7 separate regions of the Mus musculus genome follow, and regions 2, 3, 4, 5, 6 and 7 are each linked to region 1. A link is a loop called in an ENCODE intact Hi-C map of the cell type or tissue named here. Cell type or tissue: heart. All regions are shown on one strand.

Region 1 (4,000 bases):
GCTTTCTGAAGCTTTCACCGTTTTAGTGAGAATGTATTACTGTCAGAAACACGGAAGTATGAAAGTACTTGTCACGTGTTTATCTATGAGGGCAAGTTCATTCTTTCCCACATGTCAGGTTACAGATGTAAGCCCTAGAGCATCTTGTTTCAAGTCATGAGCTTTCTGATCTGAACTGTTTTAATTCATGACGATTGCTAACTAGGTTGTCAAACGCTTACAAAAGGAAAGAGTAGAAAGAAAATCTTTTGCAAAGAAATCTGTAAATAAGAGATTCCTGATGAAACTGTTCTTATCTGGGATCCTTGAGGAATGCTAGCATTACATAAGCATGTGGGAAGAGAGAAATGTCACACATGATATGATGCAAAACTCAATTTCCTATTACTCCATTAAAAAAAAATCTAGTAGGAGGACCATGGTATATTTGTATATAATTCATTGACAAAGCTGATTTAATAATCATGTGTTTTTCACACATGTTAGTATTTTATAAGTCCTACCCCCGACCCCTAGTTCCGGCCCTGATCCACCCTGTCCCAGCCCCAGCACCAGGTCCCACCCCTGTCCCAGCCCCAGGCCCCTTCACCTTGCTTTAATCTTCTGCATAAGCAGAAAAGGAGGAAGGAGAGGAAGGGAAGAAGAAATTGAGTTTGGTAATCCTCGACCAGGATGCCAGCCGTTCTGAGGCGATATTATCAGTCGCATTATCGGTTCTAGAAAAAGCATGCTCAGTAACATGAAAACATGCTCAAATTATATAAGCATGTGCAAATTGTTATGATACTGAGCAAGATCGTGGATAGATATATCCAGTGATTCACAAGCAAAACCTCCGTTGTTTCTCAATTTGGGGAATGATATTCTCCAAAATGTTTATTTGTTTCCAGTCTTTTTTGCTCCATTGTTGCTTTTAATAACATTTTTAGGCCAGCAATTTACTTAAAGAGAAGAAAGAACTGAGTGCACAGAACTGTCCTCTGACCTAAGGACATAAATGTGTCTACTGAAGTATTTTATCATGAGTATAACGACAACCCCAGTACACAAATTCCTTCATTTGCTCGTGGCAGTTTCTTAGAGTTTTTCTCTTCTCTTTCTCCACTCTAACTGGAGGAACACCACTATTTCCATCATCGCTGACCAGAAGGCTCCTCATCTGACTTTAAAAGTCTGAAAGACTGAGTGTTGGAAAAGAATAATCTCAATGTTGCAGGAAGGATCACATGAATAGTGAGGAAGTAACTCCAAGGCGATTTCCTTTTGCAAAGAGAGTGCATCACATCCCGAACAGGGCCAGCACGGGAGCCTGATGGTCATCCCTAGAGAAAGGCGGCAGCGACAGTTGGTTATTTCTCTTCGATTGGGCGGTCAACCTCGCAGACTAGTTCTGATTGGCTAATTTGGAAAGCTGCAGGAAGGAAGCAAAGGAAAGAAGAGAGGGACGGGCTACTGTCCAATCCATCCGTTCCAGGGATTTAGCAGGTCTTGTGCATAAACAAAAGTTTTACCAGGTAGAGTTTGAATCCCTTCACACATACATTTTTACAAGGTAAGAGAGGTTTTGTAGAATACTGGTGCTTGGCAGGCTAGCTGCCTTTGATGGGGGAAGGGAGGATTTCTCAAGAGCAAAGGTCAGGGGAGGCCACTAGGGGAGCCCAAGTCTATCTTTGTTTTAGCTCGGGCACTGTGAATAACAAACGCCCTCTTCTCAAAAGGAGGCAGAATATGGGAAAAGATCCTTCTCAAGTCTGATTTCTCATAATCTCCGAAAGGAAAGCCTTCTACATCCTGCTTGCTAAGCCTCCCATAAGGAAAAATTACTATTCATTTGCCTACGCTCACACATTCACACAGTTTCCTCTGGATTCTAATCTTCTCGTAATGGAGAACAAAGGTCTTCACAGTACTACTAGGCTTTGCCCTCTAGTTCAGGTTTAGAAACCGCTGGGCTCTCTTGCCTCTGGGCGAGCCTGTCTACTGCATTTCACAGAGGAGGAAGAAACGAAAAGCAGAGGAAAGACTGTATAGCCCTAAGCTTTTTTTCTTCACTTCTGTACGATCTGCCTAGGAATCCCCAAAGCAAGTAGAAGATAAATAAGCCCTGGTCTATTCTTCCTTTGTTTGAGATTTAACTCTCAAGGAGATTTCCTTCAAGGATTGGATTTGAGGAGGCCTTTTCACTTTGTATAGATGATTTGAGCAGATCATTTGCATCTATAAAGGGACGGAGGAAACCCTGAATGGTGGCCACTTCTATAGAAGAAACAGTGAAGGAGCTTCGTGAATTTATTCTACCCTGCGCATGGGAAAAGCACAGAGTAGAGTTTTCAGGGCCCAAATATCATCCCTAAATAGCTATAGCTCTCTTTGCAATCGCTTCACGTCACCAGTTTCAAAGCTACAATCCCCGGAAAACAAAAATTCCAGATAGTCTTAGTCATATTCTCTCTCTCTCTCTCTCTCTCTCTCTCTCTCTCTCTCTTCGTGTGTGTGTGTGTGTGTGTGTGTGTGTGTGTGTGTGTGTGATCCAGTATTAAATACAATATTAACCCAGTGTAACCAGCAAGTCAAGAAAAATGATAACTACAAACTGAAAACCTTGGAGCCTCTTCTATCAACAGATTTCTTTCACAAATCAGATACTGCTCAAGCTATATGTTCTCATTTGTTCTCAGTTAAGTGATGCTCCCCTTATTAAAGCCAAGTAGACTTTCCTAAGAGAAATAACAAAATAAAATGCAGAGCAACTGAACAACAACAACAAAAAAAAATGATTACAATTAAGGAGATAATAAAGAGGAAAAGAAGAGCAGACATAAATCACAACAAATGGAACAGAGGCAAGATCCAAGTTATAATACCATACAGGTCTATTTATGATTTATATATCATGGGCTAGGAGGATTTTTTTTTTTCACTGTGGAGGAGGGGCTGTGAACAAAGAGTGCTCATGCACACCCGGGGAACAGTGTCAGATTTCACACACAGAGACAGCAGAGACTCTGCGGACCCGAGTAACACAGCAGCTCTCCACACTGACAGACAGAAGAGCTTCCCTGAGCCCCTTCATCTACCACCCGGCCACAGTACCACCTCTACCCAAAGCCTCGCCTACACCCTTCAAGCACAAAGATCAGACACATTACAAAAAGGAAAGCTCTGGCCACAGGGAAAGCTAGCTGAAGATAAGAGTTCTGTGGATGTCAGAGAGTATTAGCTTTATTTTTATCAGGTAAACAATAGAGATCATCGAGGTGTGTACGTGGGTATCTGATAAGAAGCCAGGTGTAACTCAAAATGCCGGACTGCCTATCCTCTTTCTCCAGCAATGAAGAGCCCTCTAGGGATCACTATTTTTATTTTTTTTTTAAGATTTATTTCTTTTCTTTTCTGTGTATGTGTGTTTTGACTGCACATACATGTACGCACGTGTACCACACATGTGCCTGGTACCCAAGCAAGCCAGAAGAGGGTGTCAGATTCCTTGGAACTGCAGCGACAGATGACTGTGAGCCAACATGTGGATGCCAGAATTTGAACAGAGTCCTCTGGAAGAGCAGCAATGCTCTAACCTCTGAGCCACATCTCCAGCCCTAATTCTTGCTTTTGGAAAGTAGTAGGTGGGACAAGGAAGGCTTCCAATCACATGAAAATAAAAGTCAGATGACGTGAGACCTGCAGAAGAGTGCTGAGATCGAGTTGTTCCGTGATATTGTAAAAACTGATAGACAGCCTCCATTTTGGATGCAAATACAGAGGCAAGTATGCAAACACCACCATGTGTCCTATACTGCCTATAGTATACAGACTAATAAATAACTTATCCTTTAAGATAGAAGGGGCACCACTCTATAAATTGCCTATGGTATATGGGACTGTGGGAGCACAGGGAAATATTAAAATTTATGCCAGAAAAAACTAGGTCCAAGAACTTATCACACACATCAGACTAAGGAAAGGATGCAGACCCTCACCTGGATTGCCAAAGAGGAGAGCA
Region 2 (4,000 bases), 130 kb after region 1:
CGGAGCTCAGAGTGATAAGGGATCAAAGGAGCTGATCAGCTGCATGTAGTTAACTCGTGCATAACAGGAAAATGGTTATATATTTTTACAATTTATGTACCTTTGTTTAGATAACAGCAATTTCTATATTCTTTGCCAGTTGACCTACAATTAAGAAAATATTTGGAAAAATGGAATAGGTGTTCATTCCTAGGCCTGGGAACATGAACTTGTTTGACCCTGCCAGCAAGATGGAGAAGTCAGCCTTGAGATGGCTTGACTCCAACATCTGTCTCCTTACAAGTTGTCCCTGAGCTGTCTGGACTCAGACAACTGATTACAACAGAAGCCATTCAGCTACAGGCTCCCTTAGGGCCTGGAACCTTGAATTTAGTTTCTGAAAACTACATGGTAGCACTTAGATTAAATTTCTTTTGCTTGTTCCCAACTGTATGTAAAAACATGATCACTAATAATCACATGACACAGTCGAAACTAATCTGGCTTGAAATCTCCTTTCCCAATGAAATTAGGTCAAAACTCTTCAATGTAACCTTAGGGCAAAGGCAAAAGGCAGCCACAATTTTTTTTTTTTTTTTTTTTTTTTTGGTCAAAATATCACCATAGTCTAGTAGTTATTACTGTTTCCCTTTGAAACTGTTATGGGGTACCTGAAGAAGAAAACTCCCAAGGTGCCTGAATAAATCATATGAAGTCTTTATTCACTACCATTTGTCCCAATCTCCAGTTTGTTCAAGTTTTAAAAGGCAAAAACTTCAATTGTAACATATACAGAAAAGTAGCTCTAGACATGTATAGTAAGCAAACATTGTTTTCAGAGACAGCAGTTAAGTAGTCAGGCAGTTCTTATAACCTTTAGGTCAGGGACATATTGTATAAGAATTTATGACTGGTCCAGAGACCAGTTTACTCTAGGAATTTATGGTTAATTTATGGCTGGCCTAAGTGAGCCAAAACCAGTTTGCCCAAGATAGTTTTAGTTCTTAAAGTATTCTTAGGAGCCGGGCAGTGGTGGTGCATGCCTTTAATCCCAGCACTTGGGAGGCAGAGGCAGGTGGATTTCTGAGTTCGAGGCCAGCCTGGTCTACAAAGTGAGTTCTAGGGCAGCCAGGACTACACAGAGAAACCATGTCTCGAAATTAGGAATATTTTCACATGATGGTATAACTATAGTTCAGCAGCCACTATAAAACGTCTTGAGCTAGACCTCCATAGTTCATACTGACCTCAGCACTACTGTCTTCCGAGCCACTACTAGGATGGCCCATTAAGCCCGGAACACAGCGTTCAAAAGCTTTGTTCATCGAAAGTCCCAAGTCTTCACGCTTTTCTAACAACACCGTGGTCACTCCCAGCTTTTGTCCTAGTCATTCTTTTTCAAACCACCACAAATGCTACTCTCTTTCCCAACATATGATGATATAAAGGCCTGTACCATTTGTACAGAATCTCTTCAGAGTCTCCAGTCATAAAATGCACCAGTTGTGGCCACCCGATCTCGACTTCCTAGCCTACAAAACTGTGAGCCAAATAAAGTTTGGTTCTTAATACTCTACTCACTCTGTGGCAAATAATTATAGCCACAGATGTAGTACTCGCACACTACTAGTACTGTCCCATGAAATGCAAACTTTGGTAAGCAGTGTTTAAGAGCTTGGGTGGACAGTAATCCCTATCGAGAGTGGGCTGGACAGTGGAGGGTTTAGAATCTTTCCAGTGAGTTGACTTTGCTACAGGCACAGAAAGGCCATCTGAGTGGAACAAAGGCCCTAAGGGCCAATTAGCATCTAGACACCGTGGTGCCAGCATTGATACTCACGATGAGCTAAGATAAGAACACCGGATATCCAGGGAACCATGAGTTAGCAGCTTATACAAATAAACAATGATGTAATCCCTGGTTATGTAACTATGAGTCATCTCTGGCAAGATGCCACTTTTGTCTGATTCTTTGTAACTATACTACTGAAACCTGGAAGTGGGGTGCTTGACTGCCTTCGCCAGAGTGAATAAAGTATGTTCCATCTGCTTCCAGCTCCCTGAAATTATCACTCCCTGGCTGTAGAGCTCAGGTCTCACACCATCCAAAGCTTTTTAATGGAAAATTGTCTGGGTTTGTATTTTAGAGAAACATTTGTGGCGATGGTTTTGAAGATGAGGCCAAATAGGAGGAACCTTGAGCAAGAAGGATATTATTCTGTTCTGTATTCTATAGACAAAATTTATAGCCCCTTTGAGTCTTTGAAGCTGTTTTATTTTACTCATTAAGTTTTAGGTATGTAGCCTATTTATTAACAGAAAGGGCCTACCTACAGAATCATTTGTTTTTCGACACACCCACTGTGTAGCTTTTGTTCTTGGTTCTCTGGTCTCAGACACGAGGACCTTTGTTCTACTTAAGTTTGACTTCATTTCACACAACCTAGAATTATCTGCAGAAAGTCTTAGGAGTTATCTTGATCAGGGTGGCTTGCCTGTGGGACACTGTCTTTTTCTTTTCATTATTTATTCTATGTGGTATGGATGTTTTGCCTGCATGTGTCTCCACACCATTTTCATGTCTATTGCCTGGGGAGGCCAAAAGAGGCATCAGATTCCGAGGAACTGGAGTTACAGATGAGTTGCGAGCTGCCATGTGAGTGCTAGGAATGGAAACCAGGTCCTCTGGGCAGAGTAGGCAGTTCTGGTGGAGTTTCCTGATTGTTAATTGATATAGAAAGACTCAGTGTAAATGTAGGTGACACAGTTCTCTGAGTCAGACTTCAGGCTATATACCAGTAGAGGAAGCTAACTGAGCACTAAGCAAGCAAGAAATGATCTTTGTCCTGTTCTTGACTGTGGATGTGTTATGTGGTGCTTTGCATGAGAAATGTTCCCGCCCTCTCCGGTATTTGGACATGTGGTTACCAGCTGGTGGTGCTGTCTGGGGGAAATTTAGGTAATGTAGCTTTGCCAGAAGATGCCCGTTACAGTGCAGGCTTTGAGGTTACATAGCCCATCCATCCTCCAGTTCTTTTTTGTTTGTTTGTTTGTTTTTGTTTTTGTTTTTTTGAGACAGGGTTTCTCTGTGTAGCCTTGGCTGTCCTGGAACTCACTTTGTAGACCAAGCTGGCCTCGAACTCAGAAATCCGCCTGCCTCTGCCTCCCGAGTGCTGGGACTAAAGGTGTGTGCCACCACACCCAGCTGAAACCCTGTCTTGGAAAAAAAGAAAAAGAAAAAGGATGTGAGCTCTCCATCAAGTGGACTTCACCCATCCAGAACGTAAGCTGAATAAACCTTCTCTACCATAAGTTGCCATGGTCATGGATTTTTTTTTTTTTGGTTTGTTTGTTTGTTTGTTTGTTTGTTTTTAATCAGAGCAAAAGACAAGTAACCAATGCCTGATGTGATGATTTTCTGCCTTGACTTGCCAGCAGTGATGGACTATGTCCTGGAAGAGTAAGCTAAATAAACTCTTTCTTTCCTTATGCTGCCTTTTGTCAGGATATTAAAATATCACAGCTATAGAAATGAAACTAGAACCATCCTGACATGCCAGCGCCTGCCATGGGCTTTACTCCTTGTTCATATCTCCAGGTCACCACAGAACTTGCTGTCTAGACCACTGGCCATAACCTGGTTGGATTCTCCATCCTTCTGGGTTCACGATTCTACCTGATGCTGAGTACACACTCTGCCTCATCCTTGGTGGGTTCTCCGGCCATCTCAGAGAGGTCAGCCTCTGTCTTCAACACCACATGAATGTATGTCACACTGCTATTCCTGCTTCAGCTGGTAGGGAATCAAACCCAAGTGACTCCACCACTGAGTGACAGACATACTCATATCACCCACATCCCCCCTCTTTTGAAAATTATCAACTTTATTTTAAGTAGCATAGTAAGTGATAGGTTTCTGTGCTTTAAAAACAAACAACAAAACAAAACAAACAAACAAACAAACAAAACTATATAGCTTTGGTTGTCTTATAAGTCACTATGTAGACAGGGTTGGCCTTGA
Region 3 (4,000 bases), 140 kb after region 1:
CCTCTATGGGGAAAGCCTGTCACACACCTTGAGAAAGCAAGCACAGGCCAAAGCAGACACATCCCTTTCACAGTTCTCCTGTGTTACAAAGGAAAGATTTTCCAAGTCTCAGAGTGGTACAATAACCTGTGGTGCAAAAACCTTCAGAGCATCTCACAGGGACGCAGTTTGTAAAGCCGCCTTAAATGGAGACATGTTAGCAGCCAATAAAGCCTACATATGGAGTCATGTCCCTGTTGGATTTATACTGCTGTCGTGGGGAAAACATGGTATTAAAGCAGGATATTTTGACCATATTGGTTTCCTCTGAAACGAGATATATTCTAGACTATGATGCTAGGAATAACAGTATTGTTGGTTTAATAGGCATGAGTTCTTGTAGTCCTTTGTAAGAAGCCAGCAAATGTCACTTTTTCCTTGGGTTCTGCAGACCTTTGTAATAAATTATTGAACCTATGAAAGGAGTTGTGTAAACAGCCTCAATTTACAACCAGCTGGTCTCTAGAAGCTCCGGGGTTTGGGCACTGGGGGGTGGGAGGCAGTCTTCTGAGACTGAACTTTTAGTTACCCATTGCCAGAGCACAGTGCAATTTTAGGGTACGCATCTCCCACCTAGAAAATTCAAGAGAGACCGGGCGTGGTGGTACACGCCTTTAATCCCAGCACTCGGGAGGTAGAGGCAGGCAGATTTCTGAGTTCGAGGCCAGCCTGGTCTACAAAGTGAGTTCCAGGACAGCCAGGGCTATAGAGAAACCCTGTCTCAAAAAATAAATAAATAAATAAATAAATAAATAAAATGCAAGAGATGGCTGCTGGTCCTGGGAAATATTCCATAGAAAGTGAGCCATGTTTTTTATATTTTATTAAATACATATTTAAATTTAGTCTTTGCCCAAACCTGGATGTTGTTGATTTGTTTCTTTCTTTCTTTCTTTTTTTCTTTTTCTTTCTTTCTTTCTTCTTTTTCTTTCTTTCTTTCTTTCTTTCTTTCTCCTTTCTTTCTTCTTTCTTTCTCTCTCTCTCTCTCTCTCTCTCTCTCTCTCTCTCTCTCTCTCTCTCTCTCTCTCTCTCTCCCTCCCTCCCTCCCTCCCTCCTTCTCCCTCTCTCTTTCTGTCTCTCTTTTTTTTTAGGGAAGGTTCTCATTTATCCCAGGCTGTCTTTGCACACTCACCTCCACACAACCATGTCCAAACACGGGCAAACGTGTATGCACAGATATGGACGTAACACACAGAGAGAGGGACTAATAATAATAAATAAATAGACAAACAAAATATATCAGATAGAAACAACTGAATATATCCAGAAGATGGGATATTCTACAAGGCATCAAATCTATACTGAAGAAAAAATTATAAGAAAGAAAAAAATGAAAGGCAGGTAAAGAGAACTGAAGGCCATACGGGCCACGAAAAGGTTTAAACAGCAAAGCACCAATGTAGAAATCCATAATGTGCTAAATATGGCTCACACAGGATATCCGGGAAGATGAGTCAGCCAGCAGCACATATCACCAACGATGTAGCCTGTTATGTAACTATGAGTCATCCCTGGCAGAGTGCCACCTTTGTGTGATTTTTGTATAAATATGCCCCTGAGACCAGAGGCCATTGCCTCCACCAGAGTAAAGAAGGTCACGTGTCATCTGCCCCGGCTTCCCGCGCTTCCTTTCATCTACAGGCTTTCAGCTTCGATCCCACCCCGCCCCCACCCCACCCCCATCCCCTGTCTTCAGAGCTGGGGCCTCACAGCAGGATACAGGGAGACAGCAAGGATACTCTCTGTTAAAAGTTCAAGAGAAACCCCAAATACAGGGACCCTGTTTGCCCTTCCCTGGTGTTCAAAACAATAAACGACATTTTCCTTTTTCTTTTCCCTTTTTCATCTTTTTTTCTCACCAGCATATTTGAAAAGTGCCTTGATTTGACTTTCTGTTGTTCGGTAACTGTAAATATTTCATGAAATCATTTCCATGTAAGAACATATTATCTAGGTCAAACTGAACCTGTGTTCCTGGACATATCTAACTCAAGAATAAACTATTGCCGGGTGTGTTGGTGCACGCCTTTAATACCAGCACTTAGGAGGCAGAGGCAGGCAGATTTCTGAGTTCGAGGCCAGCCTGGTCTACAGAGTGAGTTCCAGTACAGCCAGGGCTACACAGAGAAACTCTGTCTCGAAAAAACAAAAACAAACAAAAAAGAATAAACTATCTCTTGCTCCCTGTGTACTGAAAGTATTGTGCAATGACAATATCATGTCTATATTTTATTACAAAATACTTCAAAAAGTTAAGCATAGCACCCCAACCAAAAAGCTATACATAGAAAAAAAAAGTTAAATGAGTGTTACAAATAGTGCTATAACTGATTTGCCAAGGCTATTCTTTTTTTTTTTTTTTTTGGTTTTTCCAGACAGGGTTTCTCTGTATAGCCCTGGTTGTCCTGGAACTCACTTCGTAGACCAGGCTGGCCTAGAACTCAGAAATCCGCCTGCCTCTGCCTCCTGAGTACTGTGATTAAAGGCGTGCGCCACCACGCCCAGTTTACCAAGGCTATTCTTGAACTCAGGATCCTCCTGCATCAGCCTCTTCAGCGCAGGCATTACAGTCCTACACTACCATACGCAACTAATTTTCAAGGGCCTATTAGACACAAATTTAGATAATCACAATTTTCTTCAGGTTTAGAGTGCTGGTGTGTCCCTTTAATCCCAGTACTCCAAATAGAAGCAGTAGGATCTCTGTGAGTTCAAGGCCAACCTTGGCTACGTAGAAAGTTCCAGGCTAGCCAGGGCTACATTGTGAAACCATGTCTCCAAAAAAAAAAAAAAAAAAAAAAAAAAAGGAGATGGGAGAAGGGAAGGGAAGGGAAGGGAAGGGAAGGGAAGGGAAGGGAAGGGAAGGGAAGGGAAGGGAAGGGAAGGGAAGGGAAGGGAAAAGGATAAAAAGAAATCAAGTTAAATTGTTTTTATTTTGGGGTAGGGTGGGTGGGTTTGGGGGAGGAGTTGAAATGACTAATTTCCAATCCTTTTAACTTGACAAGTTAGTAGTTTTGTTTGTTTGTTTTGTTTTGTTTTGTTTTTTCAAGGCAGGGTCTCCTTTAGCTCAGACTGGCCTCAGATTTGCTGTGAAGTTGAAGATAACCTTGGACTTCAGGTCATCATGCCTTCATGCCCCCACGCCAATGCTGGGATTATATGTGGTTTATGAGGTGCTGGGGATGAAACCCAGGGCCTCAAGCATATTAGGCAAGGACCCTCCCCACTAACCTGCATCACGGACTTCCTGATTATTCTTCCTAAGGATCTTTGCTACTGAGATAACAGGCCACCTTTATAATACTTTTTAATAGGCTTCCTAGTGACGGGCTAAATGAATGCCTTTCAGAAGAGGAGCCTCTTTGCAAGTCAGATGACTTCCAATGATTTGGGCAACAGAATTGAAAGACTTTACTGAGTAGCAAGCTGATAACTCATTAAAAGCAATTTTCAACAAAGATGACTCTATGATTTTTTTTTTTTAGAAAATAACTCATCGTTCCAAGAATTGATTGGCAGAACTGTAACAAAACTCCTTCTACTTCTTATATCTACATATTTATGTAATCAGGTTTTCTCGGTGCTTATCTCTCTAAAGATGAAAAATAAAAATAAAACTGATGCTGAGCCTTCATCCCCTCAATGCAGTGCAATCGAGACAGATGTGTGACTTCATTAAGAGAAAAAGCACCGTCCTGCTATTATTTTGTATTTGGTGAACTACCCATCAAAATGCAAAATATTTATATTGATTTGATTGGTTGTGAATTTAAAGTTGGTAGATGAATAGCCCAATACAGAACTATTTTTAAAATATTAAGAGCTGAACAGGGCCTGGATATGTACGTCAGTGGTAAAACACATGATATAATAAAATCTGCAGGGATGAAATTTATTATGTAACCAAGTTTGGCCACAAAGTCACAGCAATTCTCCTGTCTCAGCACCCTAAGAACTAGAC
Region 4 (4,000 bases), 470 kb after region 1:
TTATACGTATACAATTTTATGACAAGCAATTGAATTGTTTTATTTTGTTTTTGTGGTGCTGGGGATAGAACCCAGTGCCTCCTGTGAGTAAGCTCTAAACCTTACCAGTTCCCCCTTTCTTTTGAGCATCCTGCCTCTCTCTCTGACCCTGATGGTCTTTTTCTTTCCTTTCAGAATTGTGATCAAGTGGCAAAATTGCACAAAGGATGGGAACTCTGGGCTGCTTGGCTGCTTTTGTTTCGTTCCTCTTTTTTAAATTGTTTTCCTATTACTTGAGAGGCTGGGGAGATGGTTCAGTGGTTAAGAGCACTGGCTGCTGGCTTGTGAAGTTAACAGGAAACAATGTAACAGGTTTCATGTGGCATCTTCACACGAATGTGTCACTAGACTTTGCCCTACTTCATTCCACTTCACCTGTGTCTTCCCCAGTGCACACCAGCTCCCACTCTGCCTGGTTCCCTCTCTTCTCAAATCATCCTCACTTGGATTCCATTACCATCCATCCTGCTCAGGTTTTTGTTTTGGGGGTTGTTTTGTTTTGTTTTGTTTTGTTTGGTGTTTATTTGTGTCATCTTGACACAAACTGAAGTCATTTGAGAAGAGAGAACATCAGCTGAGACAATGCCACCAGATTGTCCAGTTGGCATTTTCCTGATTAATGGCTGATATCTGAGAATCCAGCCCACGGTGGGCACGCCAGCTGGGGCAGGTAGTCCTGATGGTGTAAGAAGTGTGACTGAGCAAGCCATGAAGAACAAGCCAATACAGATTCATTCTTCCATTGCTTCTGCTTCAGTCTCTGCCTCCAGGTTCTGGAGAGCCTCCAGGATTGGAGAGCCACTGCCAGGTTCTTTCAATGGCACACTGTGATGTGAAAGAGGAAGCCAAATTAACCCTTTCCTCTCTAAGTTGCTTTTGGTCATGGTGTTTTATCATAGCGATAGAAAGCAACCTAAGACACTCTCCTCCCCACAACCTCCTTAAGCTCTCTTTTGTTCTTTTCATGATTCCCCTTCTAGTCCTGTCCCCCCAACCTCACTCCCCCACACACACACACACTCACACACTTTAAGTCTAGGCTTTGCAGAAGAGAAAGTGAGCAGCATTGGTCTGTCTGCAGCAGGCTGGTTTAGCCTGACACAGTAACTTCCAGTTTCATCTGTCTTCCTGCGAATGTCATGATTTCATTTAAAGCCGAATAAAAATACCACCGTGTAATGTGCGCCTTGCTGAGCCTGGAGAGCAGAACTGGACAGATGGGGTTCACTGACAGTTGGGTGTGGGCTGTGCAGGAAGAGAAGGTAGGAACAATGGGATTCAAAGCAAAGGAAAATAACCAGACCCTGACATCTCCCCCTTGCCAGCTTCCTGGCCATGGCATCCTGACCAATGAGAAAGCCTTCCTCTATGCAAAGGCAACACATGGAGCTGGAGAGAAGAAGCACGTGCTGCTCTCGCAGTGCTCACTCCCAGCACCTACGTCTGGCTTCCAACCACGTGCAACTCCAGTTCCAGGAGACCCGATGCCTCCGCCTTGCTAGGGCACTTGCACTCACATAGGCACATGCGTGTGCACACATGAACCTGAGTGCACACATGCACAGGCATGCAGAATCAAAAAAATAATAATAAAAATAAGACCTTTACAAAATATCAGCCACTCACGTTTGTCTTTTACGTTTGCCGTTTACAACTGGCTTGCAAGGATTTTACCTGTTTTGATAAAACTTAGAATGCAGCAGCTGGGACTGAGAGGTAGGGTCTGAAAACCCCTGGGCAATGCTTTCTGCTTTCTTGGGTGAGGAGAGGAGAGCTCAGGGATGACACGCATGAGGGAGGCGACTGAGAGGGTGGTGACTGGAGAGCCACTGCCAGGCCGTGCTCTCAGTTGCTGAAGCTGAAGCTGGCCACTCAGGCTGTGTTCCACACAGAGCTGAGAATGACATTCATCAAGACTACCGGAGGCATGGTTGATTGGGAACGCAACAGTGACACCTGGTGGCTTTATGAGCATGAACTTCTGTATCCATTCACAACTTGGGTTTTTGTTTTTTTGTTTTTTGTTTTCCCCTCAGAGATCTCATAGTGTAAAGGCTTTGGAAATGCCACATCTAGTTGACTGAAAGAAACAGCAAACAAATAAGTCAAAGGAAACACATCTCAAAACTCCACAGGAACCTGAGTCTGTGAAGTGTTTGCCAGGCACCTACGAGAATCCAGGTTTTGATCCCAGAACTCATGTAAAAATGTGTGGTGGTGTTGGTGTGTGCTTTTAGTCTGAAGCAGGAAGAGACAGGAGGGTCCCTGGGGCTCACTTAGCAAGTCATAGATTTCAGTGAGAAATCTTGACTCAAAACACAAGGTAGGCTGCTCCTAAAGATATACCCAAGTTTGACCTTTGGCCTGCAAACAAGCTAAAATCATACATTACAGTGTAATATGTTACCCACTGCAAGAAAATACCAAAGTAGGACGCTTGATCAAAATATTAAGTAACTTATTTAATGTGTGTGTGTGTATACTTTCTAAGCAATCAACTTGTATGTGTGTGTGATGCGTGTATGTGTGTGTGAAACAGAGAGACAGAGACAGAAAGACAGACAGGCAGACAGACAGAGACAGAGAAGAAGAGAGAGAGCACGAATATCTTCAGGGACTATCTACCATCTTGTTTTTCCTTTTTTGAGGCAGGACCTCTCACTGGCCAAGCCCATGATCCACCTGGCCCCATCTCCTGATAGTTGGGATTCCAAGCACATACCACCATGTCTAAGATTTTGTTTTGTTTTATTCTTTGAGACTGAATCTTGCTATGTAGACCAGACCACCCTCAAATTTATATAATTCTCCTGCTTCTGTCTCTGAGTGTTGGGATTAAAGGTATGCACCACCATGCCCAGTCCATATCTGGCTTTTGACATGAAAGTTCTGCAGACCAAACTCAGGTCCTCAGGCTTTTAGTACCAAGCACTTTGTCAGCTGAGCTACCTCTCCAGGCTGCAAGGGCATTTTAAAAGCTCGTTATTGCCAGCAATGGGATAGCTGCTGGAGAGGGAAGTGAGCAGGAAACTATATAGGAAGTAGAGTCCAAGTGCGGCAGAATTTATCTTCTAGACACAGTTCTGCCTGTCATGCAACCCTCTGAGTTTATCCCATCTCATCCCCAGTTTGTTGTTTCTTCTTTATTCAGAGATCTCAACAACACATCATCTATAACCGGAAGGAATTCTTACCGGATCAATTCCAAATGGGTAGGGATTCCCAGAATACACTCCTGGGATGGCTGGGTCCAGCTGCAAATATGGACTGTTTTCCACGATGTGAGTACTAAGGAGACAAAGCAGAGAGACAAACATGATATAAAAACAGTCAGGTACCCATTAAAAAATGGGGCTCAGAGCTAAACAAAGAATTCTCACCTGAGGAATACCGAATGGCTGAGAAGCACCTGAAAAAATGTTCAGCATCCTTAATCATCAGGGAAATGCAAATCAAAACAACCCTGAGATTCCATCTCACACCAGTCAGAATGGCTAAGATCAAAAATTTAGGTGACAGCAGATTCTGGCGAGGATGTGGAGAAAGAGGAACATTCCTCCATTGTTGGTGGGATTGCAAACTTGTACAACCACTCTGGAAATCAGTCTGGCGGTTCCTCAGAAAATTGGACATAGTACTACTGGAGGATCCCGCAATACCTCTCCTGGGCATATATCCAGAAGATGTCCCAACTGGTAAGAAGGACACATGCTCCACTATGTTCATAGCAATCTTATTTATAATAGCCAGAAGCTGGAAAGAACCCAGATGCCCCTCAACAGAGGAATGGATACAAAAAATGTGGTACATATACACAATGGAGTACTACTCAGCTATTAACAAAACACCCATGGAAGAAGTTACAGAGACAAAGTTTGGAGCAGAGACAAAAGGATGGACCATCTAGAGACTGCCTTATCCAGGGATCCATCCCGTAATCAGCCTCCAAACGCTGAAACCA
Region 5 (4,000 bases), 420 kb after region 1:
GAGTTGTTGGCCAGAAGAATCAGAGAGACTCCCAACAATAGAGGTTCTTATTGCTGTTGCCTTTGGCTGCTTCCCCAAAGTTGAAGGTAATAGCTATCGCTGAAGACAACACACACATTGGACACAGACTTGGAGGAATTGAGACGGAACTGACCTGGAAGCCTCTTCCCAGAGGACGAGTTCTCGTGTCTAATGATGCTATGCAAGCTGCCAAGAGAGAGGAGCAATCGCCAGCCCTACCTAGTGATAACATATAACTCCTACAACCACCAGCAACATGGCAAGCTATTCCCAATGGTGCAATGGTGGTACTGACATCTTAAGTGTAACCAACAACTGTCTAACAGGGCCCAAGGCTTGCTCAGCAGGAGAGAATTCAAGCCTGGTACTGCAAACCTAGTCAACCTGTAGCTAGGGGAGTCTCCCTAAAGGAGAGCCTGCTACCATTTTCCTGAACTAATATATTTGCTGTTTTCTAACTATTTACAGCCACAAATAAGTGTTGCTCTCATCCCTCATCAAAGAACCTTCGTTTTGCATCAGAAAGAGACGCTATAAAAATTCCCAACTGATCAAAAAGCAAAGAGCAGCTGACCATGGGGTGCCCAGCTGCAGTCAATGTAATACAATTAGCCTACACCTAAGGCTCAGAAACATCACAGAAGATGAAGCAGGAAGACTGTAAGACCCAGAAGACAGGAAAGTCTGCTACACGATAGTGTCTTCTGTACAATAGGGAGCTTTACCATGAAATCTCAACAATACAAACATGCCAGTGTGGATGAAGGACGCCTCACAAGGGCTCCGCTCCTAGATGAAAAGCTTCAGGCAAGTGAGAGCTAATGAGACAGGGGCACGCAGTCTTCTCTAGGTACAAGTCTACTGATACGGTATCCAACTCTTAGCTGGCAGCCCAAAGCACATACATATACAAGCAACATTAAATGGACTCGGTAGGCTGCGTGTGTGTGTGTGTGTGTGTGTGTGTGTGTGTGTGTGTGTGTGTGTGTGTAAAATAATAATTATGCAATCACAAACTTGAGAAGGAGTGAGGGGTGGACATGGGAGAAGTTGGAGAAAAAGACAGGGTGGAAATTATGTAACTACAGAACTCATGTGTAAAATTCCCAAATTAATACATAAAAACCTAGAAGATACAATAACATGATATAACTAATATGGTATAATAAGAGAATAACAATTTTATTTCATAAAACAAAGACTATTAGTGAGCTACATAAATACTGCTACAAAATTTTTTTTCTATGATGGGGCAGGGGCGGGGGGGGATTTATACTCCAGAAACCATTTCTTAAATTAGTCACTGAAAGAGGATTCAAGGTGAAGAGACCTCCTTCCTCTTAACAAAGGCTCCATTTGTTTGCCATGCCCCATTCTCTGAGTGAACTTTCCCACTGGCAGTCCTTTGTGCTGAGTTGTGTGCGTGCACGTGTGTGTGTGTGTGTGTGTGTGTGTGTGTGTGTGTGTGTGTGTGAGGCATACACTTGTGCCTTCATTTATTTGCATAATGGTCTCATCTTCATAAGATTGTCTTGTTTATGTTTGGCCACAAGAGGGCAGTCTTCGTTGCTTTGACACGCTACTTTCCCTAGCTGTTCCACACATCAGGCTGTGCTACCAGGACTTAACCACCCATCCATAGAAGGTCTCAGTATATCATACATCGCTGAAACACGGGACTCCTAATGCCATTGACCCTGTAGGTCTATATGCCCCTCCAAAGTCCCTATGTTGAAATCCTAATCTCAGATACGAGCATGTTCTTTTTGGAAGTGGGTCCTTTGGGAGGTGCTTGCAACCTTATAAAGCAGGCCACACGAGGCGTTTTCATGGATGCAGATACAATGAGAAGGTGGCCATCAGCCAGCAAGGCAGAAAGGGCCCTCACAAAATCCAACTCTACAGACATCTAATCCTGTGCTTCCCGTCCCTAGAGCTGTCAGAAAGTTCTGTTATTTATAAGCTACTCAGTCTGATTGTTTTGTTTTGTTTTCTGAAACAGGGTCTCACCTAGCCCTGGCTCTAAACTTACTAGGTAGGTGAGGGTGGCCTTGAACTTCTGATCCTCCTTCCTCTACCTCCCAAAGTGCTGGGATTGCAGGGGCTGGAACCCAGGGTTACTTGCATGCTAGGTAGACACTCTTCCAACTGAGCCACACCCCTAGCTCCTCCGTCTATGATAAGTTGCTATAAGAGCATGAGCTAAGATACTTGGCTAGGATTAAGGCACCTGATTCCCAGATGCTTCCCAGAAAAAAGGAGAATAGTCCTTGGTCTAGCTCCATGGAAGCTTTGTGCAGGTCCCTTCTGCACTGTAGCAAGCCTTTACTTTATAGTAAAATTCTCCTTTGTTTGCTTGGAATATGTGAACCTGGATTTTATTATTTTATTGCAGTCAATTTCTTAACAACTAGATACGTCAAAACATTCACTTTTGTTTTTGTTTTTGTTTGTTTTTGGTTTTGTTTTTTGAGACAGGGTTTCTTGGTGTAGCGCTGGCTATCCTGGAACTCACTCTTTATGTAAACCAGGCTGGCCTCGAGCTCAGAAATTCACCTGTCTCTGCCTCCAAGTGCTGGTATTAAAGGCATGTGCTTCCACTGCCCAGCAAAAAATTTGCTTTTAAAAATGCATTTGACTTAAAAATTTATATATTTAGGCTTTAGATTATGTAAACATATTACTAACTGATGTATATGGCTTTTACTTTTAAAATATATTTTGTGTGTGTATGCATATGGGGGGAGGGTGCTATATGTGCGCAGTACCTGAGATGTCCAAAAGAGGACATCAGGTATCACAGACCTGTGGTTATAGACAGATGTCAGCCACCCGACATGGATGTTGGGTGTTCGAACTGAACGTCAGTCCTCTGGAAGAACAGCAAACATTCTAAGCACTAAGCTATCTCTTCAGGCCTGGAAAGTTTATGCTTGAACTTATTGAATCACCTGTTGTAGAAACTAAAAGAGGAAAGAATCTTGTGAGAGGAAAGCCAGCTCCTAGCCCCACTCTCCCAGTGGATGGCGCAGCCGTCCTCAGAAAGGCACACAGAGCAGCCGACTCAGACTTGGCCGTGGGTACTTAAAGTGCAGGTAGCGGGTCTCCATCTCTACCATCTGCATCTCTGGGTAGAGCCCCGGAATATTTATGTCATAACGCTACCCTAGCACTTAAGACTGACAGCTACCACCAAGGAAAGCCTGAAGCAGCTCACTCCATGAGAAACCTTGGCAATACCTTAGGAGTGGACACGAAGCGTCCCAGACTTGAATTCTCCACATTCAAACTGGTTAAGGAAGTGAAGTACATAGTGGCTGATTGCACTAGATGGGATTTAAAGTGCCTTTGTTTCTCTTATTTTCACATTCCCTCTTCCCCTCATTCCCTCCCCTACCACAGTTCCTTAAAGGCAATAATAATAACAACAACAATAATAATGTAAAGCCAACTTGTTAAAGCTAGTTCCAATATCCAAACACTGCATCATGCATCTTGTTGGTGCTCGGTAATGAAGCAAATTAAACTCTTCCCCATGAAGATAGACTCCAGAGGCAGCAAAGGATGCTTCTATAGATTGAAATACATCTGAGCTTTCAACACACAGGAAAAAAGAAGGAGGAGCCTTCTTCCTGCTTTGCCGAGCGAGTGGCCTCTCTTGCAGAGCTGACACTGATACCTGTGTGGTCCTTGAAGAAGGTGTCCTCAGCGAGAAAGGTGCTGTTCCCGTGGCCTGCATGCTTTAGATATCATCTTGCCTAGAGTACTAAACATTTGCAGCCATTGTGTACCTTAACAAGAAGGAACTCATCTGTGGTCACAAAAATATTTTGTTCATGAGAAGTATGTATCTGAGGAGCACTTTGGCCTTGATTATTGTCATTATTATATAATGTCTCTCAAATGCTATGTCATATATGTCCCTAACTGCTTTGATTTAAGTAGTCTCATCCTCCAGATTAACATATGCAAATACGCT
Region 6 (4,000 bases), 340 kb after region 1:
AGGTAAGTCTCTTCTAAGTATGGCTGAATGCTGACTTATAAGCATTTTAAAAATTATTCCTTATTTTGAATTGTTTTATTGTATATTTTCTATCATGATTAACAGTGATTTAGTTGTTTTTACTGCTTCTTTAAGCAAAATAATCTTTAGACTCATTTGTTAATTTTTTTGAAAAACAGTCATTGACTAATTTCAACATTATCTGCCTCTTTCTACCTGGTATTCTGTTTCTACACATTTGACTTTTGTTTTTTGAGATGTGACATATCTAATGCTGTTTTCAGTTATGGTGATGTCACTAAGCATAACATAGCCTAGAGTTTTATTCTTGTCACAAATGTCAAGGGTTTTTCAGGGGGAGGGGTGTTTTTTTTTTTTCTTCTTCTTCCTCCTCCTCCTCCTTCTTTTTTTTTTTGCTAAATACCAAACATTCCATTGTATATGAGATTGATGATATATATCACTATATATAGATTAGATATAGACATATATCTATCTATCTTATCGCTATTTATCCATCAGTAGATATGTGAAGATCTATAAATCTGTATATGCATCCATCAGTTTGTACACTTCTTTTCCTGTCTTTACTGCTGGGAGCCATAACTGGCACTACTTTCTTTCTTGCTTTTCTTTTGAAGGTAAGAGGTGGGTTGAGGGAAGAGCACTGGCAGGGGCAAGATATTTAAGGTTGCTGTTTAATAATAAAACATTTACCTATATACTTAAGTCTAAGTCACTTTGCTACTGTAGCTGACCTGCCTGCCTTCCTTGAGGCCAGAAAACTGCAGTCTCTGGCATTAGCACCTCATAGTGAAACCTTGGAGGATTAAGTAAAGTAGCCTTTGTTCTGTCTGCAGGAACTGTGCAGCTCCTACTCCCTGCCTATTAGTTGAAGTCCAAGGAAGAAAGGGACGCTTTGAAAAGCCATTATTTCTTAGTTCTTCAGTTCTACAAAAAGTTTCTACAAGAGTTCCCCAAAATGTTTTCTCTAAAAAGTTCTCTCAGCTATTTTTTTTAATCTTGCTCTTTCCTCCTGCTCTGGTGTCATAATAATGCCCTTTTCTTCCAATGCTACTACTTCCAATTCCTTTACTTCTAAGTTCTCTCTAAAAGTTTTCTAAGAAAGTTCTTTTCTAAAAAGTTTTTCTCTCTAAAACGTTCTTCTGGAATTCTGCTTAAAAAGTTCTTTGTCTCTTTGTCCTCAGCACTTAATTTTCAGAATACATGATTGCATGGTAAAAGATTCACCACAAGTTTACACATAAATTCAAGTCAACAGAGAATGTTTACATGCATATCCATTAAGAGTAATTATTTAGCTAAACATTCATCATCTCTCACTCGCTCTATAGGTTCATAGAGAGTTAAAAGCCTTAATTTTTGTGCTTAAGGTATTAGTGAAGTTTCATATAGATAAACCCAGTCAATATGTTTTCTTCTGTCCTTGCACCTATAATAAATCATTAGTTCCCTTTTTATGACCTTTGGTTAATGGTTTTACAAACTCTTGGAATGTGCTCTAAGTAGTTGCCTGCTTGCTACCTCAGAAGCAATTAACTCATGACACTTGAAGACTGGCAGTTTCCACTGCAGTCCATGGCAGGATCATCTCAGGAAGATCACCTGCTAAGGTTTAGCTTCTCCTTGATGGCTCCTGGTACTTTACCTTCATGAAAATTACAATAGACATGGAAGTCCAGACATTACTGCCATGCATTTCAGTTCTTTGGGAATATATCCAATTAAAGGGCTTCTAGGGCATATAGTACTGGTTTGAATTGTTTGAAGAACTTCCATACTTTTTTCCATAGTAGCTATACCAGTTTACATTCCCACCAATCTCCGACTCTCACCAGCATTTACTGTGATCACTGTTTAACTAGCAGCTGTAATTGCAAGCATGATGTACTGACTACTTGTGGTTTTAATTTGCATTTAACTTGTTGGTTTATATTGTTGAACACCTATTCATTTAGACCTATTAGACAGTTTTTAAAGACTTTAAGTATCTGTGTAGGTATATGCATACATGTGCAGGTGCCTTGGCATCAGATCCAATGGAACTAGGGTTATAGGCTATGTGAGCTACCCAGCATGTGTACTAAATGGTCTTCTGAAAGAACATGTTCTTAACTGCTGAGCCATCTTTTCAGCCCTGTTGGATTTTTGTTTGGTTGGTTTGGTTTGGTTTTTTCAAGACAGGATTTCTCTGAATAGCCCTAGATGTCCTGGAACTCACTTTGTGAACCAGACTGTCCTTGAACTCAGAAATCCACCTGCCTCTCTATTGGAAATTTTTATCTTTGTGAAAGTGTCTGTTGTTCACTCTCTTGCATGCTCCCCCCACCCCACCCGTGTGTGTGTGTGTGTGTGTGTGTGTGTGTGTGTGTGTGTGTGTGTGTGTATGTGTATGTGTGTTGCAAACTTTTCCTCCCAATTGAGAGGAAATTGTTCCTCTTCATTTAATTATTTTTTTGACCATGTAGAAGTATTTTGTGTGAGTTAGCCTTTCTTTATTTTATGTCTTCTAATTTAGTTAACTCCTGTTTTTCATAATTGGACAAAGGGAAAGAAACTGGCTGATTCCTATAAAGTGGGAAAGTTCATTCAGAAGTCAAATCTTATAGTATTTTGAAATATTTAAACATTAGTTGCTTTGAATTTCTCTGTTATCTGTTGGGCCTTAAATCTGTGGATGATTTAAAAGGAAGGCAGGAAAATTACATTACTAGAGCCTTAAGGAAGTAAAGCACTGGTCATTTCTTTACTGGTAGTGAGAAGTACAAAGGAGCAAGTACAAAGAGGTGAATGAGTTTGCTGCTCTCCTCTCCCTCCCATTTCAGCAATCAAGGACCTTTATATTACCCCTTGAATGTCTGCTTCTGGCTCTACTACCAGCTCCCTATCCCTGACCCTCAGTACTCAGAACATGGAGCTCTTTCTGATGCTTTATCTATCGCAGAAAGCCTTTCTCTCCCCTGATTCACGTTTGTTCATCTTTCTTTCTACCACCACCCACCCCCCCTGCTACCACCGAGGTTGGTTCTTCTGGCTTGGGCTACAGCCCTGCTGGGATCATAGGCACATATCACCACTTCTGGCTTAGCCTTTTTGAAAAAAAATTATTCTTACTAGTTCTATATAAAAGAGGCACTCAAATACTAAGATGTTAAGGGCAGAACTTGATGTCTGTCTGCATCTGCCTGGCATGGTGATATTAGTATTATAAATAAGGACATAATGTGACAAGGACTGGGGGCCACCCAGAAGTGTAAACCAATAGTCAGAGCTGTGACATGATATCCAAAAGTTTAGACATTGCAGTTTTATTTTGGTTTACTGTTTCAGCTAGATCTCAGTCCACAGTGGCAGCAACCCAGAAGAACTAGGGCTAGGTGTGAGCCGCCTGCGGCCACGCGAACCCAGTACTCCTGAAAGGCAGGCTGGGGCTGAAAGAAAAGAACAAGGCCAAGACAATTTTTTTCTCTGATCAAAGCCCGCGAGTTTACTAAGAGACTGTGCTTATAAATAGGGGAGACCCTTTATCTCCCCCACCCCACCCCCAATCCTTCCTTTGTGCCTGGTGCCAGCCTGTAGCCTGCATGATAGGATGCAGGGGAATCTCAGAGAAGAGCAGCAGTAGTTGACATAACAATAGAGCCATCTAAGCAGAAGGCTACACCCCTACACCCCAGGCGATGTATTCAGTGGCGGCAAAGTCTGAATAGCCTGCTTCAAGGCTGAGGAAGGCTACAGCTAGGTAACACTTCTTCTAGCCATGATCCACACTTCAAAATAGCACTATAGCTAGGAACTGAGTGTTAAAAACACCAAACTGTGCGGCATTTTAGGTTCAAACTCTAATGGAGCATCAGACGTTAAGAGACAAGATAATGTCTTGGATTTGGGTTGTTTGTCAGATAAACAAGTGGATTTCATACAAGTATATTAAAGGTGGTGATGTTATTCCACCTTCCATGAACATATTTAGAAAGAG
Region 7 (4,000 bases), 360 kb after region 1:
TCAGCATTCCAGAGGCAGAGGCAAAAGCAGGTGGGTTAATGGTAGTTCTAAGGTCAGCCTCGTCAGTAAATTGTGTTCCAAGATAGCCAGGGCTGCACAGAGAAGCCCTGCCTCAACAAAAAAGCAGAGGAAGGAAAGATAACACTTAGGATTGAAGTTTTCTCGTAAATTTGCAGTTGTTTTTAGTTTTCAACATTAATTTGCCCTGAAATAATTTCTTCTCTCGGAAGATTGATTGTTCAAGTACTATAATGTTGGACAACATTGCAAGGAAAGACACAGGTGTAGATCACGCCCAGCCGAGGCCTCCGTCAAACAGAACGGTGCAGTCACCAAATTCATCAGTGCCATCTCCAGGCCTTGCAGGTAAAGCCACCTTTTGGATTTGTAAATGTTTTCTGGTTTTAACTCGTATTTTTACTCATAATAATTAAGTTTCCCTCAGCCTCATTTTTGGTGGTGATGAGGGTTCTGCCTCGATTTTTAAATAACAATGATTACTTCTATATACATTTATGTGTGTGTTTCCGTATCTGTGCCATAGTGCACATGTGGAAGCCAGAGGACAACTTGGAGTTGGCTTTTCTCCTTCCACCAAGTGGATTCTTGGCTTCAAAGCTCAGGTTGTCAGGTGATAAGTGAGCCTATTCCACCAACCTGAGTTTTTATACCATGTAAAACTAGAATTCTTCACAAAGAAGGAAACACAGGTTCCTTTTGTAGTTTCAACAAAATTTATTCGCATTATAGCAACCAAAGAGCAAAGTTTTATCTCAGTGTCATTAATACATTTAGATGCTGTGGTATCATCTCTTTCAGAATGTAATTTGTCTAGCGTCAAATGTTATTAGTTAGGATAAAAAGAGGAGAGCAGTTTTGGTGTTTTGTTTTGCTTGTTGGAGTTTAATAGTATTTAATAATGTTTAACGTAGGGAGGAAAGGAGATGGTTCACTGTATAAGAGCACTTCCTGCTCCTTCAGAGGACCATGGTTCTGTTCCCAGCAGGTCCAGTTATTTGTGGGTCTCGAGGGGACTGCTCCTGAAACCAAATGGGGGTGAGAGAGAAACGGAGCCAAGCACAGAAAAGACAGAGTCAATCTGAATCTTGTCAAGGCCTCGTTGTATTCAGCAAAACTTGTAGTTTTTATACAAAAAGACCAAAGGGGAAACAACCCTTATGCAGAAGGGCGGGGGAGCAGTGGTAATTTTCCTTGGTGACTACAAGGGGAGGTATACTATCTAAAAGTACACCTTATGGTTATGACATCTGCTGTTTGCGTCAGTCAGGTCTGGAGTCATCTTGTGGTAATTCTCGAAACAGTCCGCTGGTGACCTTTGTCTGGACTTAGTCAGCTTGGGGAGGAGGTCCAGCTTTATGTCTTAAGACTTGGTAGTCATCTTTTTCACTTGGATTATTATAAAGAATTTAGTTTTGACTCCCAACACCAGCACACACATGGCGGCTTGCAACAGCCTATAACTTCAGTGCTGACCTCCCCAAGCATTGCATGCATAGGATACACTTAACATACATACAGGCAGAACAATCAAATCACATAAAAGTAAAATTTTAAAAAATAATATTTTAGTATACTTAATTGATTGCCACAAGAAACACTGGAAATATACTCCTGGAGTCTTGATATAGGAGGTGTCTCTTGTGTGACATCCTGGGGAGACATTAACAGATACATCCAGATAATATGCTGGTGACAATTAGCTAAAGCAAGAACTGCACTCAGGTCTAGCCCGGTGAACCAGTGAGCTCACCATACCCTGCCAGTGTGGCTGGTAACTCAGCAAAGAGGATCCCTGTAGCCACCTGCACGGTTTGCAGCCCCACCCCCCAACCCCACCCCAGGACCCTGCCAAAGAGCTCTTCTGTCCCCGCACTTGCCTAACATAACTTCTTCAGCTTCCTGAGTCTCAGGAGCCTCCCTTTTCCCTGGAGGAGAGACTTTCAGTTCTTAGGAAGTTAGCCACAAACAGAATCTTCTTGGAATAATGGGAAGGAGAGTACTTAATTTTTTCAGCAATGTTACCAAAAAATAAGGTGGTTACAAAATTTAAGTAGAGGTTCCTATTTTAATAATAAACCTACAATAAAATAAAAGACAAATGCATTTGAATAAATAAGGAATGTTCTTGGTGATGAAAGACGGGTGAATCAGTAATCCCTACCCAATAAAGGCATCTAGCAAAATAGACTAAACAAAACTGTTCCTCTCTCCAGTTGTAGAAGAGTCTAAGCAGGTTCTGGTTTCTTACTACTGAATTAGCTACGATTTTAATTGTGATGATAGCGGTGATACAGATGTCAGCGGGACCCTTCCTACATACTGTACTGAAGGCATCATATTAATATTTCTGAGGCTGACGTTTATCTCCTATGGACTGCCCGACACTAGACAGATTCCCATATGACCTCTACTGCCTCCAGAGTAGGGATTTCACTTACTATTAATAGTCTTACACCTACTGCTGTATGTGCACATGTATATAAGTGCCACAGCATGCATGTAGAGGTCAGAAAAGAGTTTGTGGGAATCTAACCTCTCCTCCTCATGTGTGGATCCCAGGGATAGCTAGGGTCATCCAGCTTGGCAGGAAGCTGCTTTCCCTCCTGAGCCAGTTGAGCTCCTGAGCTGAGGTTCTTTATGGCAGCAGTTCAGAACCTCTTGTTTATTCCCTCACATCTGAGTCTGACTTTCACTTTTGCTATGAATTGTTGTTGGGTGGAGCCAGGGATGCAGCTGGAGCTGTCAGGCTTGCTGACTAGTACCTACCCCTAAGCCACCCTCTATCCCCAGAACTCCTTTATATTAGCCCCTTTCTCTTCTGTAGTTTTCACAGACCCTGCAGTCTTCTACCTATGACGCTACTGCAGGAAAGACTTAAAAGTGTTTTCTTAGTGGAACCCTGGTTGGTAGATATCCTGTGATGGACAGACTTTCTCCCTGCCTAGAAGTCCATAGCGTCATGACTGTAAACTTTGGTGTAACAAAATATTAAAGATATGCCTATGGTTTTGTAGAGTTTTATTGGATGGTCCTGGTTTTGGTATAACTTAATGAACAGTTCAACAAACTTGATTGCATAGATGATTCATTCACCTGTGCGTGTCTGTTTCCTTCTCAGGGCCTGTTACTATGACTAGCGTCCATCCCCCAATACGTTCACCTAGTGCCTCCAGTGTTGGAAGTCGAGGAAGGTAAACAGATTAACCGTATTTATGGGTATAGTCTTCCCTCGGTATCCATAGAGAATCAGTTCCAGGGCCCATCCGAGTGTACCAAAACCTGCAGATGTCCAAGTCCTCTGTGGTACAGTATTTGTATATAATCTGGTCATATCTTTATGCATGCTTTAAATCATCTCTAGGTTGCTGATGCTGCCTAATACAATTTGACTGTTTAATAGTTACTTGTTATATTGCATTGTTTAGGGAATAATGACACCCCCCATCCTGAAGAAAATACTTAGAATAGTCAAGTCATTTAGGTATAAATCAGGTTTTAGTAATTTTCAGATCCGTGATAAATCTGTTTAGAAGGTTAGTATGTAAGGCCTTTCTGTCATCATCGAGGAAATGAGTACTGCATTCCACAACTGCGCTTTAAACATCATTCACTGCTGATATACGTTACTATTGTGAAGTGGCAGTATTCCAGAATGTTCTTCAGTTTACCACTTTTAGGTTGTCTGATCGTGTCTCCTTCTCCGTCTTTCTCCCTCACAGCTCTGGCTCTTCCAGCAAACCAGCAGGAGCTGATTCTACTCACAAGGTCCCAGTAGTCATGCTGGAGCCAATTCGAATAAAACAGGAAAACAGTGGACCACCTGAAAATTATGATTTTCCTGTTGTTATAGTAAAACAAGAATCAGATGAAGAATCTAGACCTCAAAATGTAATTATACCAATACTTGCAGTACTAATCCCATTTAAGAGGCAAGAAAAGGATTTCTTAAATTGAGTTTCCCTCCCCTCATGGCTCCAGA

What was found. Hi-C counts contacts between places; a loop is a spot of excess contacts. Peaks named below come from ENCODE experiments on the same cell type or tissue, not always from the same donor. Only the 100,000 strongest peaks of a DNase experiment are listed, where the experiment ranks them.
Region 2: a loop joins it to region 1, with 2.7 times the contacts of the local background. A loop is called at or near these places in 10 of 42 quality-filtered maps.
Region 3: a loop joins it to region 1, with 8 times the contacts of the local background. A loop is called at or near these places in 9 of 42 quality-filtered maps.
Region 4: it touches region 1 in a loop (4-fold over the local background); 30 of 42 quality-filtered maps call a loop at or near these places.
Region 5: it touches region 1 in a loop (3-fold over the local background); 7 of 42 quality-filtered maps call a loop at or near these places.
Region 6: it touches region 1 in a loop (2.3-fold over the local background); 2 of 42 quality-filtered maps call a loop at or near these places.
Region 7: it touches region 1 in a loop (2.1-fold over the local background); 3 of 42 quality-filtered maps call a loop at or near these places.

The regions. Positions count from the first base shown.
Region 1 is chr6:37,590,927-37,594,926 of GRCm38, forward strand. No RefSeq gene overlaps it. Among named protein-coding and RNA genes, the nearest start is that of Gm33429, 62 kb to the left of the region's middle. In heart, CTCF peaks have their summits at 1,647 and 3,429 (motif pointing right); a DNase peak (open chromatin) is centred at 1,355; H3K27ac peaks cover 1,025 bases.
Region 2 is chr6:37,721,657-37,725,656 of GRCm38, forward strand. All of the region lies in intron 3 of Gm38791 (a long non-coding RNA gene), which reads left to right. Among named protein-coding and RNA genes, the nearest start is that of Gm38791, 9.0 kb to the left of the region's middle. In heart, no CTCF peak of the experiment used is centred here; a DNase peak (open chromatin) is centred at 1,805; H3K27ac peaks cover 1,420 bases.
Region 3 is chr6:37,731,016-37,735,015 of GRCm38, forward strand. It overlaps Gm38791 (a long non-coding RNA gene), which reads left to right. Exons shown (of 4, transcript XR_868982.1): 4 at 3,090-3,366. Among named protein-coding and RNA genes, the nearest start is that of Gm38791, 18 kb to the left of the region's middle. In heart, no CTCF peak of the experiment used is centred here; a DNase peak (open chromatin) is centred at 1,566; H3K4me3 peaks cover 313 bases; H3K27ac peaks cover 1,377 bases.
Region 4 is chr6:38,064,504-38,068,503 of GRCm38, forward strand. It overlaps Atp6v0a4 (ATPase, H+ transporting, lysosomal V0 subunit A4), which reads right to left. Exons shown (of 21, transcript NM_080467.3): 14 at 3,234-3,327. Among named protein-coding and RNA genes, the nearest start is that of Svopl, 20 kb to the left of the region's middle. In heart, a CTCF peak has its summit at 2,009 (motif pointing left); a DNase peak (open chromatin) is centred at 1,898.
Region 5 is chr6:38,006,089-38,010,088 of GRCm38, forward strand. All of the region lies in intron 14 of Svopl (SV2 related protein homolog (rat)-like), which reads right to left. Among named protein-coding and RNA genes, the nearest start is that of Gm33494, 25 kb to the right of the region's middle. In heart, a CTCF peak has its summit at 1,591 (motif pointing right); no DNase peak of the experiment used is centred here.
Region 6 is chr6:37,933,083-37,937,082 of GRCm38, forward strand. The region is part of intron 7 of Trim24 (tripartite motif-containing 24); the gene reads left to right. Among named protein-coding and RNA genes, the nearest start is that of Trim24, 64 kb to the left of the region's middle. In heart, no CTCF peak of the experiment used is centred here; no DNase peak of the experiment used is centred here.
Region 7 is chr6:37,953,264-37,957,263 of GRCm38, forward strand. Trim24 (tripartite motif-containing 24) reads left to right here. Exons shown (of 19, transcript NM_145076.4): 12 at 231-366; 13 at 3,140-3,212; 14 at 3,741-3,909. Among named protein-coding and RNA genes, the nearest start is that of Gm33494, 77 kb to the right of the region's middle. In heart, no CTCF peak of the experiment used is centred here; no DNase peak of the experiment used is centred here.